2 separate regions of the Homo sapiens genome follow, and region 1 is linked to region 2. Evidence: read pairs that join two places in POLR2A ChIA-PET (ENCODE). Cell type or tissue: PC-9. All regions are shown on one strand.

Region 1 (2,500 bases), 250 kb after region 2:
CCTTTAGAGCAATTTCTTATATCCTGCCTTGATGCTCCTGTCTTTAATCTTTGCTAAGAGCTGGTGGTGAATTTGGCTGAATTCAGATTCCGTTTTTCTCTAATTGATTTCTTGAAGAAAATTCTCTATTGGTTGCTTTTCTTTCCTAGATTATGCTTTTAGTCTATCCAAATACTTCAGGCTAGAATGTAGGAACTTAGAAGATACAAATCACAAAGCTGTCTCCTCTAGGGATGCTCTCTCTTTCAAATAAGTGACTTAAACAACTTATTTTTGTTATCTTGTGTTATGTAATTAATATACCTTTTCCTGGGCTTTCTCTGGCTTTTTTTTTAAATGGACATTATTCAAGTATTTTTTAGAAGTAAAAAAAAAACAGTACAGTAAAGTTTTTATAACGTTTATTTTGAAGTTGTCAGAGACACCTTTAATATTAGACTGGACAATATCTTTAGTCTTTCTTTTGCTTTCTTTTGAAGTTTTTATTTGCTAATTGAAAAGAATGGAATAATAATAATAATAATAATAAATAAATAATAATAATAAATAATATAAATAAATAAATAAATAAATAAAATAAATAAATAATAAAAACATGTTTTTATAAGTGATGGAGTAGTACTTTGCCAAGTGATGAATTTTAACACTCATTTTGATGATTCTTCCTTATCAAAGCCTTGGATGAAATGATGAAAATGGAAATTTTGAGTGCCTGAAGCTGCTAGAATTGCTTTTAAAGTATTGGGTGTGCCAATTAAGAAGGTGGAATATGAAACTCCATGTGGCAACCGCAATTGCATGAAACTAGACTGTAATGGGAACTAAAACCTTGTGCAAAATTGCGGGTTGTTACTTTATCAGGAAGCAATTTTAAGTCTATCAATTATATTTAGGAAACAGGCTGCTTTAAATGAATGGAAAAAGTATTGGTTCTTCTCACAGATGACAGAATAGTAATAAGAGCAATCCCATGCGAATTAAGTGGGGATGATTTCTGCTTTGGATATTATTTTCTTCATGCATTCAGTGTTATTACTTGCAACTCCAGTTACTTTTTAGCAGGTGAAAATGGAAAGAGTTTGTCTGAACATGCTGTTGAGGAATCAGTTTATGGAATCAGTTTATGCCTCATGAGTCATTTATCTTCATATCAAGAATTTAAAACTGCCAAGATTGTCCTCCCAACCTCTCTCACAAACATTCATGAGAGTAGTCTCTAGAGGGGTGAAACAGAATGGTGTAGATAGACAGATCAGTGTAGACCTTGAGCAAGGCCTCTGAAAAACATCCCCAGACTAAAAGGATCTGTGATGGCATTTTGTGTGTGTGTGGCCAAAACAGAGAACACATTAATTTTCAATATACTTAAGATCTTAAAAATATATGTCTCATTAAATAAAAATATTGCCAAGTCATGATAGCAATTCAAGAAATTTCCTTTAAGATAGAGTTTGCCAAAAGAACATGCATGTTACAATTGCACCTCTAGGCTTCCTGCTACAACAAAAAAATCCAGTATAAAATAATTCTTTTCTGGGTTTTTTGTGTTGGGTGGGAAAATATGTAGGACTACTATTTAGACAGCTCAAATAGGAAGAAATGTGAAGATAGCAATTACTTCAATGCTGAGTACTTTTATATCAAGAAATAGAAAAGGAAACTAAATTATTCAGGGAGAAATATCACCTGGATATCTTTTTACAATTAAAATTTTAAATCTGAATTCACTTGTACAGATTGGCACAAGTTATTTTACCTTATAAATGTAATCATTGGCTGGGAGTGGTAGCTCACACCTGTAATTCCAGCACTTTGGGAGGCCGAGGCGGGCAGATCACTTGGGGTCATGAGTTCAAAATCAGCCTAGCCAACATGGTGAAAACCTGTCTCTACTAAAAATACAAAAATTAGCCGGGCGTGGTGGCTGGTGCCTGTAATCCCAGCTACTCAGGAGGCTGAGGCAGGAGAATTGCTTGAACCCAGGAGACGGAGGTTGCAGTGAGTCGAGATTTCACCACTGCACTCCAGCCTGGGCGACAGAGAAAGACTCCATCTCAAAAAAAAAAAAAAAAAAAAAAGCAATCATTAAGCTTTTCATCTAGCCATTACTTTTGTACAGGCTCTCATTAATTCCACATAGATGGTCTAATGGTCTACTAAATAGTATTCTAATCCTCCATCTTGTCTATCTCTTAGCCATTCTCCATGATAAAGGATGAATGGTCTTTCGGAAACATAAATGAAACCATGCTGCTTTAAAAAAACAAACAAACAAAAAGAAACCCATTAATGTTTTCCCAAAGCTTTGTGGACACATTGAAGCTTCTTGTTTCAGCTTCTGCCAACATTTCTCGCTCCAGCAAACTTTCTTCTGCTTCCCAAATATGACAAGCTTCTTCTTTAACTTTTCTGCCAGGTTAATCTTGACTCATTTCAAGAGAGGCTTGGGTCAGCCAGGGCCTACTCTAAGAAGTTTCTTTAGCCCTTATGTTTTCCTATG
Region 2 (2,500 bases):
AATTCACCCTGAAGGAAAAGAAAAGTGCATTATAGACAATACTTAAGGTGTGAAAAAAAAATCCTTTTTGGCAGTTTTAGAAATTTGGAAAGCTCCTTACAAACTCCATTAATTTCATTATAACATACTCATCTTGATAAAAAAAAGTAGCACTATAAATTAGAATGCAGACATATATGGATACACACTACCTAGAAACAAATAGAATAGTGCAACTATATATATGGATAGCCATTTTGGTCGTACATTGTGTCCCTGAGAAGTGGTAGTCTGAATTTATAAAAGATAGAATAGTCACTATGCTGTAGGGGGAAAGATATGGTTTGCTAGAAGCTAGAATTTGTTGGATCAGTATTCATTACTGCTTATATATGGATCAGCTTGTAATTCTCTTGATGTTTCTGTACTTAACAGGCTAGAATCAATTTTCTTTTGCAATTGTAATATGTATCATATTACTCAGTTAATTTTTTTTCCCATTAATTGGTTAAATAAATTGCTTAAACAGAGGCCTTGGCAGGAGTTGGGTTTAATTATAATTTATTCCCTGTCATATTTCATAAAGTGTTTAAAGATGCTTATATAAACAAACATAATTACATGAATAGTAGTAATTAGAATCCAACAAAAAATTACAATAGAAGATCTAGATGGGGAAAATTAGAATGCAGTTTTGCAGACCATAAACAATTTGTTTAGCTTTAAATTTGCTGGTGGCCAAAAGTTAGCAAAATCTAATTATTTACCTGATTCTCATTATACGCAAGAGAAAAACACTTTTTAAAGGAGATTTATGTTTATACTTTTCTCTCCCTTCATGCTATTTTAATAAGTGGACAAAAATGTGGCTTCCAGAGCCTGGGTTAGTAGCTGGAGACTGAGGCAGGAGGATCACTTGAGCCCAAGAGTTTGAGACCAGCCTGGGCAACATAGCAAACCCTTGCCTCTACAAAACAAATTTAGAAAACCAACCAAACAAACAAACAAAAAACCAGGGTGGCTTCCAGATAAATTGTATTATACTTTGAAGGTTTGGTCATTACTTTTATCCTGAGATAATATTCAGATGTTTTCTTTGTTAAAACACTATCCCAGTTCCCGAAGTTCCACATTCTCACTGGACCATAAAGTTCTTAACTATGTCTCTCATCCTGGAGGGATAATTCCTTTAATAAATTTACACTTACAAAAGGCAGTATTGTCTCAGCTTTGTTTAATTGCCCTTTAAATTGCAAAATCAAATACTACTTTGAAATTATGAGTAAACTTCCTGCAACTCTGGAGTTCAATAATTTTCCTGAAAACACCAAGCAGCTATTAGGTCTGGGACAATGCCAGAAAATTATTATCTTCTAGGATATGTAGTAACAAGATGGTCCCCTCTGTTTTTCATAATAGAGGAAATTCCTGATCAGGGATTCCCAAGACCCTCAGTGGGGTGATGTCATAACAAGCTTCATCAAACAAGCATGGAACATTCTGCTAGTCGAAAATACAAAACTGAAATTTGTCTTTGTTAAAAAGTGCAGAGAGTAAATTTGCTCATTTTACTGTCAACTAGAAATGAAACTATTTTACTGTGAATTAACAGGGAACTGAGAAATGTTCACTTGGCAAAAACTTTGAGTTCAAAATGTTATCTGTCTTCTGCAAGCGTTTCCTCATGTGTAAAGTGGGGATGATAATATTTAATAGGATTGTTTCAAGGTATGCGTAAGATTGCGTGAATAGTATTCTTGTTGTAGTACTTGGTATAAATATCTTCAGTAAGTGGCGATAATATACATACACACAGTAACTATGCTGAATTTTATTAATGCTTTTATCATAGGCAAATTCTATATTCATCACTAGCTATACCGACTATTCAAGAAGAACTTGCTGAATTTTATTTAAGAGTCTCCCATTAGGCCCACTTCCTATTGCTGTTACAATGGCATTTAAATTGCCACATGGGCTTTGGAGGAGAAATTTAAACTATACACTGATATAATTTGTGTTAATGTATACCCTCCCCTGCCCCAAATCAGTTTATACATTTTTAAAGCCCCCGAGATGATTCTAATGAACAGCCAGGGCTGAGAACCACAGCCTTAGAATATTGTATAGGTCCAGGCCAGCATGGTGGCTCAGGCCTGTAATCCCAGCACCTTGGGAGGCCAAGGCGGATGGATCACTTGAGGTCAGGAGTTCGAGACCAGTCCGGCCAACATGGTGAAACCCTGTCTCTACTAAAAAAAGAAAAAAACAAAATACAAAGATTAGCTGGGCTTGGTGGTACATGCCTGTAGTCCCAGCTAGTTGGGAGGCTGAGGCAGGAGAATCACTTGAACCCAGGAGGCAGAGGTTGCAGTGATCCAAGATCGCACCATTGCACTCCAGCCTGGGTGACAGAGTGAGACTCCAGCTCAAAAAAAAAAAAAAAAAAAAAAAAAAGAAGAAAGAAAAGAAAAGAGAGAAAGAGAAAGAGAGAGAGAGAGACGAAAGAAAGAAAGAAAGA

What was found. Peaks named below come from ENCODE experiments on the same cell type or tissue, not always from the same donor. Only the 100,000 strongest peaks of a DNase experiment are listed, where the experiment ranks them.
Region 1: POLR2A ChIA-PET joins it to region 2 with 5 read pairs; 2 of 35 experiments call an interaction of 5 or more read pairs at or near these places.

Annotation. Positions count from the first base shown.
Region 1 is chr9:73,155,598-73,158,097 of GRCh38, forward strand. The region is part of intron 1 of ANXA1 (annexin A1); the gene reads left to right. Among named protein-coding and RNA genes, the nearest start is that of ANXA1, 5.0 kb to the left of the region's middle. In PC-9, no CTCF peak of the experiment used is centred here; no DNase peak of the experiment used is centred here; H3K27ac peaks cover 355 bases.
Region 2 is chr9:72,906,025-72,908,524 of GRCh38, forward strand. It overlaps ALDH1A1 (aldehyde dehydrogenase 1 family member A1), which reads right to left. Exons shown (of 13, transcript NM_000689.5): 12 at 1-8. Among named protein-coding and RNA genes, the nearest start is that of LINC01474, 33 kb to the left of the region's middle. In PC-9, no CTCF peak of the experiment used is centred here; no DNase peak of the experiment used is centred here.